Linked DNA regions of Homo sapiens: region 2 is linked to region 1. A link is an interaction called in ENCODE POLR2A ChIA-PET data of the cell type or tissue named here. Cell type or tissue: OCI-LY7. All regions are shown on one strand. Region 1 has its middle 23 kb from the start of UBE2G1. Region 2 overlaps ANKFY1 (ankyrin repeat and FYVE domain containing 1).

Region 1 (5,000 bases):
ACTGCCACACCTTGTTTGTTGGTGGGAAAGTTAACTGGTACAACCCCTTTATGGGGCAAACTGGTAATATCTATCAAAAAATGAAATACACAAACTCTTTGTTCCAGTAATCCCACTTTCAGAAATTTACACTACAGGTACACAGGTAACCCAAGATATATATAATATGCACCAGGACAGTCATTGCAGCATTGTTTTCTTTCTTTTTTTTCTCTCTTTTTGAGACGGAGTTTCACTTTTGTTGCCCAGGCTGGAGTGCAATGGCGCGATCTCAGCTCACTGCAACCCCTGCCTCCCGGGTTCAAGCGATTCTCCTGCCTCAGCCTCCCAAGTAGCTGGGATTACAGGCATGCACCACCACGCCTGGCTAATATTTTTCTGTATTTTTAGTAGAGACAGGGTTTCTCCATGTTGGTCAGGCTGGTCTCGAACTCCTGACCTCAGGTGATCTGTCCACCTCAGCCTCCCTAAGTGCTGGGATTACAGGCGTGAGCCACCGCTCCCGGCTGCAGCATTGTATTTTTTTGAGACAGAGTCTTGCTGTGTCACCCAGGCTGGAGTGCAGTGGCGCGATCTCTGCTCACTGCAAGCTCCGCCTCCCGGGTTCATGCCATTCTCCTGCAGCATTGTTTTCATAGCTAAAGTTTGGAACTACATGGCAGCTGGTTAAATAAATTATGCTACAACCATCCAATTAAATATTATGTACTAATACAAAGAATGAGGCAACTAGGTACTAAAATTAAGTCATCTTAGTTAAGATATATGCAAAAGTAAAGTGCCAAACAGTAAATATAGCATGTAAATTTGGTGATTTAAAAACACGTAGGGGGCCAGGCATGGTGGTTCATGCCTGTAGTCCCAGCAGATCATGAGGTCAGGAGTTCGAGACCAGCCTGGCCAATATGGTGAAACCTCGTCTGTACTAAAAATACAAAAATATTAACCGGGCATTGTGGCATGCAACTGCAGTCTCAGCTACTCAGGAGGCTGAGGCAGAAGAATCACTTGTACCCAGGAGGCGGAGGTTGCAGTGAGCCATCATGCTTCTGCACTCCAGCTTGGGCAACAGAGTAAGACTCCGTCTTAAACAAACAAACAAACAAACAAACAGAAAAAGCATGTGACTGGGCACGGTGGCTCACACCTGTAATCCCACCGCTTTGGGAGGCAAAAGTGGGTGGATTGCTTGGGCTTAGGAGTTTGAGACCAGCCTGGGCAACATGGTGAAACCCTGTCTCTGAAAAAAAAAAAAAAAAAAAAATTAGCCAGGTGTGATGGTGTGCACCTGTAGTCCCAGCCACTTGGGAGGCTGAGGTGGAGCATCGCTTGAGCTCAGGAGGTGGAGGTTGCAGTGAGCCAAGACTCCAACCTGGGTAATAGAGCAAGATTCTGTCTCAAAAAAAAAAAAAAATTTATAGGCTGGGCGTGGTGGCTTATGCCTGTAAATCTAGCACTTTGGGAGGCTGAGGCGGGTGGATCACGAGATCAAGAGATGGAGACCATCCTGGCCAACATGGTGAAACCCTGTCTCTACTAAAAATACAAAAATTAGCTGGGCATGGTGACGGGCGCCTGTAGTCCCAGCTACTCGGGAGGCTGAGGCAGGAGAATCACCTGAACCCAGGAGGCAGAGGTTGCAGTGAGCCGAGATCGAGCCACTGCACTCCAGCCTAGTGACAGAGCGAGACTCTGTCTCAAAAAAAAAAAAAAATTTTATATATATACACACACACACACACACACACGTAAATGTTACATATGTATTAAATGTCTCTAGAAAGATAAATAAGAAAGAGGTAACAACAGTGGGTGTCCTAGGGTGAAGCACTGTGAGACCAGGGATAGCAGTGGGAGGGAGACTGAATTTTTGGTGCCTTTTGACTTTTATGCATATATTTCATATGTATACATGAAATATGTATTTCATATTTTATATGTAAAAAGTATATATGCATATGTAAATAATTTCAAAAGCAAGCAACTTTTCTCCCGCAGTGTTCCACTAGAGAAGATGATAAACATATTAAATAGCTGCATGGCCCTGGGCCAGGTCCTCCCTCTCCCTGGACCTCAGTTTCTCGTTTAGACAATGGGAGTTTTGGATCAGGAGACTATTCCTACACTCTTCCTAAATCTTACTTCTAATCAGCCAAATGAATACTGGTGCAGTGACCATAAGATAACATTTGGCTGGGCGCAGTGGCTCACACCTGTAATCCCAGCACTTTGGGAGGCTGAGGCGGGCAGATCACCTGAGGTCAGGAGTTTGAGACCAGCCTGGCCAACATGGTGAAACCCCGTCTCTACTAAAAATACAAAAATTATTCGGGTATGGTGGCACGCTTGTAATCCCAGTGCCACTCAAGAGGCTGAGGCAGGAGAATCACTTGAACTCAGGAGGTGGAGGTTGCAGTGAGCCGAGATTGCGCCACTGCACTCTAGCCTAGGCGACACATCCAGACTCCACCTGCAAAAAAAAAAAAAAAAAAAAGCCGGGTGCGGTGGCTCACACCTGTAATCCTAGCACTTTGGGAGGCCGAGGCAGGCAGATTGCCTGAGCTCAGGAGTTCAGACCAGGCTGGGCAACACGGTGAAACCCCGTTTCCACTAAAATAAAAAAAACTAGCTGGGCGTGGCAGTGTGCGCCTGTAATCCCAGCTACTTGGGAGGCTGAGGCAGAATTGTTGAACCCGGGAGGCAGAGGTTGCAGTGAGCAGAGATTGAGCCACGGCACTCCAGCCTGGCAACAGAGCAAGATTCCATCTAAAAAAAAAAAAAAGAAAATATTTGATGGCATGCAGGGGGGATAATATAAAATGACATTGTTGAAACCAGGATGCAGTGCCCATCACCCGAGGGACAGGGTCATTTCTCTGGCACCGAGCAGGAGCCCATAGGCAAAGCTGCATCTGCCTGGGCTGGTGGATCCTGACGGGGCCCTGCTAGCTTCTGTGGAGGGTCGGCTCCCCAGGCCTTGGCAGCTTCTCCTGCCTCTGCCCACTGAGGCCCTAGTCTGGCCCAGGGGCGGAGCTGAAGCCTGGCCTATCCCTGGCTTCCTCCTTACTCTATCAGGCTCTGCATAGTTTACCTGTCTGCCTGGACTCTCCTCCCCGCCTTCTTTTGCCCATTCAAAGGAGGTAGCTCTTGCCTCATGCTAAAGCTGGGATCCTACCCAGCTCCTTTCCTGAGCCAGGTCTATGCAGGTGGCTGGGAGACCCGAGATGCCCGGCCACAGCAATCTGAGGCCTCAGAGTACACACAAGACCCAGCCTCAGCAGGAAGCCACCTTGTTCCAAAGTACTGGGTCTTCCTCTTAATATAGTACTGGGCCTTTCTCTTAATATTAGAAGCCAAAGGAAAAATACACGGGAATCAGAGGAGTCAAAACTGGACACATTTCCTGCTCCTCATTCCCCCTTCTTTTCGTCCTAAGTTTGGAATCAGGACTTGAGTTCCTGTCCTAAATTAGCCCTGGCTCCCTGAAGAAGTCACTCCCCTTCTTGGGGCCTCATCTGCAAGAAGAGGGGCTTGGGCCCAGACAGCTACGTATTAACAGGTGTCTCCAGGTGGTTCCAATGCAGCTCGTCAGTGACAGGCTTTTTTTTTTTTCAGATAGAGTCTCACTCTTTCGCCAGGCTGGAGTGCAGTGGCGTGATCTCAGCTCACTGCAACCTCCACCTCCAGGTTCAAGCAATTCTCCTGCCTCAGCCTCCTGAGTAGCTGGGATTACAGGCATGCGCCACCATGCCCAGCTAATTTTGTTTTTGTATTTTTAGTAGAGACGGGGTTTCACTGTGTTAGCCAGGATGGTCTCAATCTCCTGACCTTGTGATCCGCCCGCCTCAGCCTCCCAAAGTACTGGGATTGCAGACATGAGCCACTGCGCCCAGCCTCTAGTGACAGGCTTTAAGAAGCAGCTGCGGCCCGGCACGGTGGCTCACACCTGTAATCTCTGCACTTTGGGAGACTGAGGCAGGCGGATCCCTTAAGGTCAGGAGTTCGAGACCAGCCTGGCCGACACGGTGAAACCCTGTCTCTACTAAAAATACAAAAATTAGCCGGGCATAGTGGTGGGCACCTGTAATCCCAGCTACTGTGGAGGCTGAGGCAGGAGAATTGCTTGAACCCAGGAGGCGGAGGTTGCAGTGAGCTAAGATCGTGCCATTGTGCTCCAGCCTGGGCAACAGAGAGACTCTGTCTCAAAAAAAAAAAAAAAAAAAAAGATAAAGGGCAAAAGGGCAAACCCAGTGTGTTGCAACAACTGGAATGAATCTTAAAATAATTATGCCAGCTTGGGCAACGTAGTCAGACCCCTGTCTCTACAAAACATTTCAAAATTAGCCAGGAGTGGTGGTATGTGCTGGTAGTCCCAGCTACCTGGGAGGCTAAAGCAGGAGGATTGCTTGAACCCAGGAATGTGAGGCTGCAGTGAGCCATGATTTTACCACTATACTCCAGCCTGGGAGACAGCAAGACTCTGTCTCAATAATAATAATAATAATAAATTAATTAATTAAAAATAAATAAATGGCCAGGCACAATGGCTCACGCCTGTAATCCCAGCACTTTGGGAGGCCAAGGTGGGTGGATCATGAGGTCAGGAGTTTGAGACCAGCCTGGCCAACATAGTGAAACCCCCATCTCTACTAAAAATACAAAAATTAGCCGGGTGTGATGGCGGGTGCCTGTAGTCCCAGCTACTCGGGAGGCTGAGGCAGGAGAATCGCTTGAACCCGGGAGGCAGAGGTTGCAGTGAGCCAAGATTGCACCACTGCACTCCAGCCTGGCGACAGAGCGAGACTCCATCTCAAAAAAAAATAAATAAATGAAATAAAAATAAATAAATAAGTACAATAATTATGCTGAGTGAAAGAAGACCAAAGAGAGTACATATGTTTGCTTTCATTTACAAAAAATTCTAGAAAGTGACAGAACGGGGATCAGAAAGTGGCTGGAGTGAAAGGAAAGAGAGAAAGATTACAGCAAGGCACAAAGAA
Region 2 (5,000 bases), 160 kb after region 1:
TAGCAACATACTATAAAGATGACTCACCAGAATTCAGTGCTAGCATATAGGAATAATTCTTCGCTGTAATTTTTTCTTTTGCAGATGTATGTTGATGAATACTCATGTGTTTATCAGCTGTGAATCCTAGCTATACCTAGTTATGATGACATTTTTCTAATATATGTGGATCTTTTTCTTCATCAGCGATCTGAAGATAAAGGTTGGGGACAGGCACATCAGTGCTCACAAGTTTGTCCTGGCAGCCCGCAGTGACAGCTGGAGTCTGGCTAACTTGTCTTCCACTAAAGAGTTGGACCTGTCAGGTGAGCCTTTGAGTGATCAGGGACACAAAACTGCTAGCGGAAGGGCTCTTGGCAGAAGGTTGTGGTGTCTCATTTTGAAATATTTGTGATTTAATGAAAGTAAAATAATTAAGCAATTGATGGCAACCATGAACTAGTTAAATAATTAATGAATCAGCAGGTTGTACTTTTAGGTACTTTGTGTACCTACCTATTTAGGAGGTAATACCTGGCTAACAAATCGTAAATATTTGAGTATCTGCAATGTCCTTATGATTTATAAAATGTAAGTGTTTTTCCGTACACTCATTTCATGAAAAAATATGCTGTAAATAAGGATTCATGTCCAGAAAAAAATTTTCCCTCAAGTCTAATAAAAAGTCCTGCTGTCAAATTGCTTAAAACTTCATGCTAGATGCCAAAGGACTTTTTTTTTCTTTTTTTTTTTTTTTGAGACAGAGTCTCACTCTGTTACCCAGGCTGGAGTGCAATAGTGATCTCGGCTCTCTGCAACCTCCACCTCCCAGGTTCAAGTGATTCTCGTGCCTCAGCCTCCCGAGTAGCTGGGATTACAGGCACCCACCACCACACCCAGCTAATTTTTGTATTTTTAGTAGAGACAGGGTTTTACCATGTTGGCCAGACTGGTCTTTATCTCCTGACCTTAGGTGGTCCACCCACCTCAGCCTCCCAAAGTGCTGGGATTACAGGTGTGAGCCACCGTGTCTGGCCAAAGTACTTTTTCTAGTTTATCAGAACTGAACTCAGAATAGTTACTCTGAAGAATAACAATATTCTTTCTTTAACATCAAAAGATGACCATTAGCCTTCAGAATTTTAATAGGTTTGGGTTACTATGTGAGATGGTGGATATGTTAATTTGCTTCACCATAGTGCTCATTTTACTATATATGTATCCCACAGCATTGTGTCGTATAGCTTAAATATACACAATACAATTTGTTTTTAAAAAAAGAATTTTAAGGCCGGGTATGGTGGCTCATGCCTGTAATCCTAGCACTTTGAGAGGCCAAGGTGGGAGGATCACTTGAGCCCAGGGAATTCAAGACTAGCCTGGGAAGACCCTGTCTCTGCAGCAAATTAAAGAAAAAATTAGCTGGACAGGATGGCATGTGCTTGTAGTCCCAGCTTGTTGGGAATCTGAGGTGGATGGATTTCTTGAGCCAAGAGTTTGAGGCCACAGTGAGCTATGATGTCACCACTGCATTCACTGCATTCCAGCCTGGGCAACAGAACAAGACCCTGTCTCAAAAAAAAAAAAAGAAAAAATTAATAGCTACATTGGCCTATTTAATGTTACTTGTTTTATGTCACATTTTTTTGTGTAGGATTGAAGCAAATAGGGTGGCAAGTAGACTTGAAAACAGTCATTTTCAAAAGTTGACCTGAAGGTTGCATTTTCATTTAGTACTTGCCTGACTGCTATTGGAAAAAAAGGGGCAAAGAGCAAAATTTTAATTTAATTCTAGTATTAATATTCATCAGAATTATATGGTGAGGAGAATAACAGGGATGTGTTCTGAGAATGTGTCATTACGTGGTTTTGTTGTGGGAGCATCATAGAGTATAGTTACACAAATCTACATGGTATAGCCTACTACACACCTAGGCTATATGGTATAGTATGTTGCTTCTAGGCTACAACCCTGTACAGCATGTTCTGTGTAACTGTACAGCATGTACAGCATGTTACTGTGCTGAATGCCATAGGCAGCAGTAACACAGTGGTAAGTATCTGTATATCTAAACATAGAAAAGTTCAGTAAAAGTACAATATTATAATTTTACGGGACCATCATCGTATCTGCAGTCTGTTGTTGACCAAACATAGTTATGCTGCTTATGACTGGACTTGCCGAAGTGATTGTGTGAATTATATCTTTGTTCAGAAGGTTTGTCAGTTGAGAAGGTACTGTTTTCCATGCGCAGTGCCAGGAACACTGAGATGATTATAACACAGTCCCTGCCATACGGAGCCCGTACTCTGCTGGAGGAAACAGGCCATTCACAAATCATTTCAGACCAGGGCTGTAAATACAGAAATGTAGTTAGCTTATATATAAGGTTGAGAACAGACTAAGTTGGGGTGATAAAGGAAGGTTTCAGAGGTGGCTAATACCTGAGTAGTGTTGTAAAGGCTAAGTAGGCATTTATCTCATGGATTAAGGGGAACATATATCAGTGTTTCCCAACTGTGAGCGAACTCTGTCTCTTTATGATAATTTCTAGGATTTAACTTGAGGTCCATAACTAAAAGTTGTAGATACAAATGCACATACACACCTACACATGTGCAGATGCCTGCATGCCAGTAACTAAAAACATTTGCCTGGGAAATAGTTTTTTACTGGGAGGGTACCAGTCCACGTGATCGAAATCTCGAGGGATAGCTTTTTTTTTTTTTAAAGCATAGTGTTTTGAAACCATGTATCTTTGACCTCATATATAACAGAATTATGAAGACCTTATAAGATCATGTAGTGTTCTTCACAAAATGTGTGATAGGATCTTGATTATATGAACAGAATGTTTATGAAGACTAGAAGGTAATAAATATATGGAAAATATTCGACTTTGTTAGAAAAAAGTTAAGAATAAGCTACCATCTTTTGAAATCTATATAATCAAACATTGGTGATCCTAGTAGCTGTGAGGCTCATGAAGGTGGTATTCTTGTACATTTGCCAGTGACGATACAAATAGGTATGACAGTTCTAGAAAGCAGTTAGGCAGCTGAGCTGTGAAATATTCCTACTTTTTTTTTTTTCTTCATTATCTGACTTCTGGGATACTGTCGTAGGTCACTCAGACAGTGTTAATGTTCCTCAGTTTTATTTTAATTGTGAAATATCGACTGCCACCAAAATGAATGAGAGTGGCAAAAACGAAACATCGCTGCTCTCTGAAACAAAACGACACAACACAGAAAATTACATCAAGGAATAAAAAGCCAATTTTAACATTGAATTAAAAAATTTTGCTTTACACTGAAATTTTTTAGTACATCCAAACGTTTAGAGCTTTAATTCAGTGCTGTCTGGCCTTAATTCAGTGCTGTCTGGCCACAAGATTGCATCACTGTGAGTCAGGAAGTTTTCTCGAGTTCAGGAAAATAGAATATTAATGTCTTTAAATGTCTCTAGACTCTCCTCCAGTTGTAAATAATAAGCGTGTTTTGATTCTACTATAAGGTTTGCTTTCAGGAGTGATCCGCTTCAAAGTAAATGGTTTTTGTGGCTTTCACAGATCAAGCACCTGTGAAGATAGCAGATAGGAGAACATGTGGCATTTTTACTTTTTATGACATTTTAATGAAATGTATCTTTGAAATGTGTTATGGGGGAGAGGTCCAAGGTGGTAGTGGCATGTGTGGGCCTGTTCCTGTTGAATTGTGTGCTTTGCCCAGCAGTCCTGCTCATTGCCTAAACCTGGGCTTGCAGTTGCTGAGACTGCCTGGGAAGCCTGTGTGTTATGTGATACCTGGAAGCACTGACACTTCATGGCAGCAATTTGAGGAAGATTGGAAATAGGTTCTTGTAAACAGGTGTATAAATAGCATAAAAGCTGTATTTTAAAGGCTCAAATGTTTTCCACACCAACAGGCTTGATAAAATCATTTAATGAATTTATTGGTGTTTTGTTTTTTCAACATTAATCCATTCATATAAAAAACATTGAGTGGTAAGCGCTTTTCAAGGTGTTAGGGATACAAAGTGTACAAAATTAAATTCTTGCTTGCATAAACTTACATCTTAGAATGTAAGAAAAACTCCACATTTTTCTTTTTGATGTTCTTGTCTAATTGATATTTCTTTCTTTCTTTTTTTTTTTTTTTTAAACAGGATTTCACTCTGTCACCCAGGCTAGAGTGCCATGGTGCAATCACGGCTCACTGCAGCCTTGACCTCCTGGCCTCAGGTGATCCTCCCACCTCAGCCTCCTGAGTATCTGGGACCACAGGTGTGTGCTACCATGCCTGTCTCATTTTTTATAGACATGAGATTTTGCCATGTTGCCCAGGCTGGTCTTGAACTCCTGGACTCAAGGAATCCTCCTGCCTTGGTCTCCCAAAGGCCTGTTGGGATTACAGGTGTGAGGCACTGCACACAGCCTTGATTATGAGAATTTTAGCATATGTTGATGAAATACAACAGGCATTATATACACTTTAAAGGTGTTTGGATATATGAATCATACCTTGTTCAAAAAAGTGAAATGTTTGTACCTGATATGATCCACTGATGAAGGCACAATCACTTCTGTAGGATTCTTTTTTTGTTTTTGAGATAGGGTCTCACTGTGTCGCCCAGGCTGGAATGCAGTGACACTATCGCGGCTCACTGAAGCCTTGAACTCCTGGGCTCAAGAGATCCTCCCACCTCAGCCTCTCAAGTAGCTGGGAGTACAGGTGTTCACCACCATCCCTGGCTAATTGTTTAATAGAGATGGGCTCTTGCTGTGTTGCCAAGGCTGGTCTCAAACTCCTGGGCTCAGATGATCCTCCTGCCTTGGCTACCCAAAGTGTTGGAATTTCAGGCATGAGCCACTCTGCCTGGCTCTTGTATAGGATTTTTGCCATTAATGCATAACCTCAATCTACTCATGAGAAAACATCAGACCCAAATTGAGGGACATTTCTCAAAATAATCAGCCAGAGTGTTTCTCAAACATGTCAAGGTTATGAAAAACAAGAAT

What was found. ChIA-PET counts read pairs that join two places held together with the same protein. Peaks named below come from ENCODE experiments on the same cell type or tissue, not always from the same donor. Only the 100,000 strongest peaks of a DNase experiment are listed, where the experiment ranks them.
Region 2: POLR2A ChIA-PET joins it to region 1 with 6 read pairs; 6 of 35 experiments call an interaction of 5 or more read pairs at or near these places.

Annotation. Positions count from the first base shown.
Region 1 is chr17:4,387,334-4,392,333 of GRCh38, reverse strand. No RefSeq gene overlaps it. Among named protein-coding and RNA genes, the nearest start is that of UBE2G1, 23 kb to the right of the region's middle. In OCI-LY7, no CTCF peak of the experiment used is centred here; DNase peaks (open chromatin) are centred at 3,053 and 3,524; H3K27ac peaks cover 1,351 bases.
Region 2 is chr17:4,231,077-4,236,076 of GRCh38, reverse strand. It overlaps ANKFY1 (ankyrin repeat and FYVE domain containing 1), which reads left to right. Exons shown (of 25, transcript NM_001330063.2): 3 at 187-305. Among named protein-coding and RNA genes, the nearest start is that of ANKFY1, 30 kb to the left of the region's middle. In OCI-LY7, no CTCF peak of the experiment used is centred here; no DNase peak of the experiment used is centred here.